Linked DNA regions of Homo sapiens: region 1 is linked to region 2. A link is a loop called in an ENCODE intact Hi-C map of the cell type or tissue named here. Cell type or tissue: Caco-2. All regions are shown on one strand.

Region 1 (4,000 bases), 70 kb after region 2:
CCATTTGTATGTCTTCTTTTGAGAAATGTCTATTCAGATTTTTGCCTATTTTTCATTGAATTGTTTGTTTGTTTTGTATTGAGTTGTTTGAGCTTGTTATATATTCTGGTTATTAATCCCTTGTCATATGTGTAGTTTGCAGATCTTTTCTCCCATTCTGCGAGTTGTTTCTTAACTTGGTTTGTTATATTATTTTCTTTGCTGTGCAGAAGCTTTTGAGCTTGATGTGATCCATTTGTCCATTTTTACTTTTGTTGTCTGTGCTTTTGAGGCCTTACTCAAGAAATCTTTGCCCAGACCTATGTCCTGGAGTGTTTCCCCAAAGTTTTATTCTATTAGTTTCATAGTTTCAGGTCTTAGATTTAAGTCTTTAATCAATTTTGATTTTTTTTTAATATGGCAAGAGATAGGGGTTTAGTTTCATTCTGCATAAGGATATCCACTCTTAGCAGCATTTATTGAAGAGACTGTTCTTTCCTCATTGAATGTTCTTGGAGCCTTTGTAAAAAATGAGGAATTTAATGCTTGGATTTATTTCTGGGTTCTCTGTTCTGTTCCATTGGTCTATGTGTCTGTTTTCATGCCAATACTGTGCTGACTTGGTTACTAAAGCTTTGTAGTATATTTTGAAATCAGGTAATGTGATGCCATCAGCTTTGCTCTTTTTGCTGAGGATTGCTTTGGCTATTTTAGGTCTTTGTAGCTGCATATAAATTTTAGGATTTTAAAAAATGAATTTTTTTTCTATTTCTATGAAGAACATCTTTGGTATTTTCATAGCGATTGCATTGAATCTGAAGATTGCTTTGGGGAGGATGGACATTTTAATAATATTGATTCTTCCAATCCATGAACACGGAACATCTTTCTAACTTTTTGTGTGTCCTCTTCAATTTCTTTCATCAGGGTTTTATAGTTTTCATTGCAAGGATTTTTTGCTTTTTTGGTTAGGTTTATTCCTAGGTATGTTATTTTATTTGTAGCTATTATAAATGGTATTGCTTTCTTGGTTTCTTTTTCACATTGTTCACTGTTAGTGTATATACATGCTATTGATTTTTCTTTGTTAATTTTGTATCCTGCAACTTTACTGAATTTGTTTATCAGTTCTAATAGTTTCTTGGTGAAGTCTTTAGGTTTTTCTAAATATGAGATCATGTTATATGCAAACAAGGATAATTTGACTTCTTCCTTTCCAATTTGGATTCCCTTTATTTCTTTCTGTTGCTGGATTGTTCTGGCTGGGACTTCCAGTGTTATGTTGCATAAAAGTAGTGAAAGTGGGCATTCCAGTTCCAAATCTTAAAGAAAAGGTCTTCAGTTTTCCCCTGTTCAGTATGCTAGTAGCTGTGGTTTTGTCATATGAGGTGTTTATTGTGCTTGATTGTGTTCCTTCTATATCCAGTTTTTTGAGAGTTTGTATCATAAAGGAATGTTGAATTTTATTTAATGCTTTTTCAACATCTATTGATATGATTATATAGTTTTTGTCCTTTGTCTTTTGATGTGATGTATCACATTGATTAATTTGCATATGTTAAATCACTCTTGCATCCTTGGGATGGATGAATCCCACTTGGTCATAATAAATGTAATATTAAATGTAATATTATATTTACATGTAAATTTAAATGTAATATTAAATTCAGTTAAATGTAATATTAAATTCAGTTTTGTTGGTATTTTGTTGAGAATTTTTGCATCTATGTTCATCAGAAATATTGGCCTCTGGTTTTCTTTTTTGTTATTTTTTTGTGTATATGTCTGGTTTTGGTATCAGGGTAATACTGGCACTGCAGAACGAGTTTGACAGCATTCCTTCCTCTTCAACCTTTTGGATTAGTTTGAGTAGGATTAGTATTAATTCTTGTTTAAATGGTAAAATTCAGCAGTGAAGCCATTGTTTGGGTCCTGAGCTTTTCTTTGATGGGGGAATGTTTATTACTGTTATCTTATTACCTGTTGTTGGTTTATTCAAATTTTGGATTTCTTTGTGGTTCAATATTGGTATGTTGCATGTATCTAGGAATTTATTTATTTCTTCTAAGTTTTTCAGTTGAAGAGGACACACAAAAAATAGAAAGATATTCTATGTTCATGGATTGCAATAATCAATATTAATAAAATGTCTATGCTTCCAAAAGCAATCTGCAAATTCAATGTAATTTCTACCAAATCGATGTATTGATATATAGTTGCTCACAGTAGTCTCTGATGATCCTTTGAATCTTTGTGGCATCAGTTGTAATTTCTCCTTTTTTGCCTCAAACTTTATTTATTTGGGTCTTCTCTGTTTTTTCCTATGTCAGTATTGCTAAAGGTTTATCAATTTTGTGTATCTATTAAAAAAACTTTTTGTTTCATTGATCTTTTAAAGAAAACTTCTGCTCTGATCTTTATTATTTCTTCTACTAATTTTGGGCTTGTTTTGTTCTTGCTTTTCTAATTCTTTAAGATGCATACTGTATTAGTCAATTCTTATGCTGCTATGAAGAAATATCCAAGACTGGGTAATTTATAAAGTAAAGAGATTTAATTGACTCACAATTCTGCACCGTTGGGGAGGCCTCAGGAAACTTACAATCATGGTGGAAGGGGAAGCAAACATGTTCTTCACATGGCGGCAGGAGAGAGAAGCATAGAGCAAAGGGGGAAAAAGCCCCTTATAAAACCGCCGGATCTCATGAGAACTCACTCACTATCATGAGAAGAGCATGGGGGAACTGCCCCCATGATCTAATTACCTCCCATGAAGTCCCTCCCACAACACATAGGGATTACAATTCAAGATGAGATTTTGGGTGGGGACATGGCCAAACCATATCACATAGTTAGGTTGTTTATTTGAAGTTTTTTTTCTTTTTTTAAAACTTTTGTGATGTAGGCATTTATTGCTATAAACTTGCCTCTTAATACTACTTTTGCTGTATCCCACAGGTTTTGGTACGTTGTTTTTCTATTTTGATTTTTTTTTAAACAATTTTAAAATTTCCTTCTTAATTTCTTCATTGACCCAGTGGTAATTCAGGGGCATATTGTTCACTATTTCTGTGTTTTTACAACTTGCAAAGTTGATCTTGTTATTGATATCTAGTTTTATTCCACTGTGGTCAGAAAAGATACTTAATATAATTTTAATTATTTTGAATTTTTTTAGACTTATTTTGTGGCCTAATATATAATATATCCTTGAGAGTGTTCCATATTCTAAAAAGAAGAATGCAGATTCTGTAGCTGTTGGATGGAATGTTCTGTAAATGTTTATTAGGTTCATTTCATCTATAGTGTAGATAAAATCAAATGATTCTTCATTGCTTTTCTGTTTAAATGATCTGTTCAATGCAAAATATGGGGTGTCAAAGTCTCCAGCTGTGATTATATTGAGATCTCTCTCTCTTTAGCTCTGTTAATATTTGCTTTTTATATATGGATGCTCCAGAGTTGGATGCACCCAATTTATATTATTATATTTATATTACATTTCGCTGTCTGAGAGGTCACATATCTCTGTCACTGCAGGATTGGTCACTGATTACTTAGTTTGTTTGGTGAGGTTGTGTTTTTCTGGATGTTCTTGATGCTTATGGATGTTCATTAATGGCTGAGCATTGAAGAGTTAGGCATTTATTCCAATCTTTGCAGTCTGGGCTTGTTTGTACCCATCCTTCTTGAGAGGACTTTCCAAGAATTCAAAGGGGAATAAATGTTGTGACCTAAGCCTGTGGTCACTGCAGCTGTTTCAGCACTAGCTGTTTCATTCCTAAGCCCAAGAATGCTGCAACTCTTGAAGACTCCCAGATAATCAGCCTTGTTGGACTTAGGGAAGTTAAGAGAGCATTCTCTGGGTTACCAGTTGAAGTCTCTTGCTCTCTTCCTTCTGTTTCCCCTAATCAGAAGGAGTATCTTTCCACACTGGGCTGCCTGGAATTGGGGGAGGGGTGATGCAGGCACTCCCATGGTACCATGTTGGGTCACACCTGAAGCTCATGTTCTTCCTGAT
Region 2 (4,000 bases):
TTAGGGCTTCCAGGTTACAGGTAGGTGTGAGAGGAATGGTTGCATTCTTTTGAGTTTCTGATGAGCCTTTCCAAAGGAAGGAACCAGATATGCATTTATTTCAGTGAGACTTTGAATAGCTTGCTCCAAGCAGCTACCAGCTTGAATTAACACTGACATTTTAAAATATCTAGCAAAGACAAACATAAAATTCAGACAAAATGTATGTTGACAATTCTGAAGGCATTTCTATTTTTATCCCACCAATAATTTTAAAGCTAGCTTGTTTAGTAAAGGTATACTTTAAGTCACATGAACTTGAAATTCTTAGACTTATTTACTTAATTTATGAGTGCTCTTTTACTTATAAGCCAATTTGATAGACACAACATATGTACAACAGTGTACATACAAATAAACACATCTAGACATGTATACACATACATAAATGAAGATCCAATAGCTTGGAACCTTAGCCATGAGATAGCAATACAAGCTTGCTGGTTTTACTTTGCCCCAATAGATAATCCAATGAAGGCTGTGAACCAAAATTTCAGATAAAGCAGTCTCCATGGCAGTTTGATTTTTTTTTTTTTTTGAGACCACATCTTACTCTGTCACCCAGGCTGGAGTGCAGTGGCATGATCTCGGCTCACTGCAACCTCCGCCTCCCAGGTTCAAGCCTTTCTCATGCCTCAGCCTCCTGAGTAGCTAGGACTACAGTTGCCCGTCACTATGCCTGGCTAGTTTTTTGTATTTTTAGTAGAGACGAGGTTTCGTCATGTTGGCCAGGCTGGTCTCAAACTCCTGACCTCAGGTGATCCACCCACCTTGGCCTCCTAAAGTACTTGGATCACAGGCATGAGCAGTGATCCCAGTGGCCTGGCAGTTTTATTTTTAAAGGCCAAACCTCCCCAGATTCCCAAGAGCACTGGGGCCAAACCAAGCCAAAGGAGGGCGTCACACGTGAACCAGGCCCCCTGCTTAGAACGGCAGCACAAAAGTCTGGATACATACAATGCTATTCCACTTTCCATTCAACAGTAAACTCCAGATTCCAAACAATGTTGGAGCCAAACAGCATTGCCACTGTGAGAGAAAATTCTAAGGAGGGTTAATACTAGACCTCAGAACCTCTGACGAGAGCAGCCCTTTTGGGCAGGCTGAGGTCTGCTGGACCCCCGGGAGCGTCTTCCTGTGGGGCCCGATCTTAGAGTGCCAGACATCTCTGGCCTTAGGTGGGTGCCACATGCAGGTTTTCCCCGCCAGAGCCTATTATGAGCTTTATAAGAACAGACATGAACTGTAATGTGAAGAACTGGATGCCGGGTGGGCCTTTTTGTTCCTCAGCCAGTTGAGTATGATCAGGGAAAAATTTAGCATAGGAAAAGAAGGTTTACGTCCCCTGAAACATGTGCGAGTTTGCTCCAAGCTGTGCTTCATGTAGGGATCAGGGACCATGCGTGGAAAATATTTTTAAAAAGTCCTTCCCCCTTCGGGGCAGGGCAATTGTAAATGGCAGCTGAAAGACCGAAAAAGAAAGAAGGGAAAAAAAAAAGAAAGAAAAAGACCCAAGTTCCTTAAGCCAACCAGGAGGTGGCAGTCAGGCTTCTCCACATGGAAACTCCTTAGTTTCACTGGCCACGGCCAGAAACCTGCAGTTCCTTCCATGTTTGGGCGCTGCCCACCAAGGGTCCCAAGTTGAAAAGGAAAAGAGAGGGAGAGAGAGGGCCCCTGCATGGAGCAGAAAGGAAAGGGAGAAAAATGAATCCCAAACTTTGGGCTTACATCTTCCTCCTGGCTGGCTGAGCAAAATCTGCTAATGGTGGAAGGTGTCCAGGCTCTTGATGTCCTCAACAAAGAATTGGACAAAATGCACAAACAAAGCAAGGAAGGAATGAAGGGTTTTATTGAAAATGAAAGTACACTCCACAGTGTGGGAGTGGGCCTGAGCATAGAGGTTCAGAATTTTTGGGAGTTTCAATATTCTCTACTTGGGGTATGCCCTATGTAAATGAAGAGGATGAAGTAAAGTTACAAAGTCATTTACTTGGCCTATGCCCTACGGAGAGGATTGTGGGAGATTGGTTATAGTGGTGGGAAAAATGATAGGGAAAGGGCGCAAACCTTCTGAAAGGTCGGAGATTCTGCAGAGCCCATGGGAGAATAGCTGAAGGCAGCTGTTGTATAACCCTGATGCAGGGGGCAAGGAGTAGGTACAAGGGAATGCAGGCGAATTTATCATAAACAGGCTTGTTTACTTATGTTGACCAGGAACTGACCTTTGATCATCTGCATGCCTGACATTCTCTGAAAGGGGAACAATAAATGTTAACTACCTACAGCTTGTGTTTGCTCCAGGCTTTTGGCATTATGCCTGCACTGAATAAAAGCAAGCAGCTCCAGCTTCTCTGGGCTGCTCTCTGGCCACTAGAGCCAGGCAGTCACCTAGCTGCTCTTACACTGCATGCCTGTGTGTGAGCACTCATTTCATCTGTCAGCCAGGGTCTGCAGGACAGACCTGGCAGGAGGTGCCCTGTGTGAGGAACACTGCAACGGATCACGACAGAACCCTCAAAAATGAAAGTGAAGTGACTGTGCAGTAAATAATTGGTGCCTGCTGGGGATTGATTTCCAAGTTTGAAGGGATTTTCAAGCTGGGGTTTCATCATGGGACAACAGTTATCAGCTTAACAGCAACAGTATATGAAAGTGTTGAAACCGCTGATTAAAGCTAGCAAAGCCTTGCTCTCAGAGTCCCAGTTAAGGGACCTAATGCAAACTGTTGTTTTCCATAATCCATCATTCTCAGAAGGCACACTAGACTTAAAGCTCTGGGAACAAGTAGGAAAAATTCTTAAATAACATTATGTACAACGACAGTGAGTCCCAGTAACATCTTTAACGTTATGGGCCTTAGTTAGGGCTGCTTTGGCCCTGCTTTACACAGAAGAGCATAAAAAGGGAGGGGAGGAAGAGCCATCATCTACTTTACCACCTCATCCTCCTCCCTCAGCCCTGCTGTTACCAGGTAAAGGTGCCACAGAGGGGACAGATTTTCCCTGAGCCCCCTCCCTCAGTTAATTGGAAAAAAGACAAGGGATACACTATAGTTATGGGACCCTGTCTTAAGCAAGTGGCATTAGAAGGGGAGCTCTTGGCTTGCCTGGTGATGCAAGATCAACAAGGCAATGGGGTACATGAACCCATTACTTTCAACACTTATAAAAAATAAGAAAAAGCATTAGAGAAAATGGAGCCACTTGCCCATTTACAAGGGGATTAATTGAGGCCATAGCAGACAACTACCATATGACCCCTTTCTGATAATAGCCACTGTTGTAATTTCTCCCCTACCCCTGACATGGCTCCAATTTGGGACATGACAAGATCCAGTTTGGGTAGAAAAGTGGCCTTAAAAGGGAGACAAGTTAACAATGATCCCACGAATTAGTTGAGGGACAATTAACAGCTGGCCATATAGAACCATCAAACAGCCCTTGGAATTCATCCATTTGTGTCATTCCCAAAAATTCTGGTAAACGGAGACTTTTGTATGACTTACATGCTATCAATGCTAATTTGCAACCTATGGGGCCCCTTCAACAGGGGGTCCCTTCCCCTGCAGTGATTCTTTGAGATTGGCCTGGAGTCATTATTGACTTAAAAGACTGCTTTTATGCTATTCCCCTTGCAGAACAGGACAGAGAAAAATTTGCATTTGCAATACCAGCTATCAATAATGAAAGGCCAGCTCACTGATTTATTGAAAAGTACTTCCTCAAGGAATGTTGAACAGTCCTACCATGTGTCAGTATCATGTAAATCAGACTTTGCTCCCCAGTAGAAAAGAACTTCCTAATTTCAAGATCATCCATTATATGGATGACATTTTACTGGCAGCCCTAACGGAGCCAATACTTTTGAGTTTATATGCCTCTGTCAAAAGGAATACACAGTTAAGAGCTTTAATCATAGCACATGAAAAGGCACAGATGTCCTCCCCTTGGAAATATCTTGG

Evidence for each region. Hi-C counts contacts between places; a loop is a spot of excess contacts. Peaks named below come from ENCODE experiments on the same cell type or tissue, not always from the same donor. Only the 100,000 strongest peaks of a DNase experiment are listed, where the experiment ranks them.
Region 1: it touches region 2 in a loop (9-fold over the local background); 2 of 110 quality-filtered maps call a loop at or near these places.

Annotation. Positions count from the first base shown.
Region 1 is chr7:48,207,583-48,211,582 of GRCh38, forward strand. All of the region lies in intron 3 of ABCA13 (ATP binding cassette subfamily A member 13), which reads left to right. Among named protein-coding and RNA genes, the nearest start is that of ABCA13, 38 kb to the left of the region's middle. In Caco-2, no CTCF peak of the experiment used is centred here; no DNase peak of the experiment used is centred here.
Region 2 is chr7:48,137,976-48,141,975 of GRCh38, forward strand. No RefSeq gene overlaps it. Among named protein-coding and RNA genes, the nearest start is that of ABCA13, 31 kb to the right of the region's middle. In Caco-2, no CTCF peak of the experiment used is centred here; a DNase peak (open chromatin) is centred at 2,306.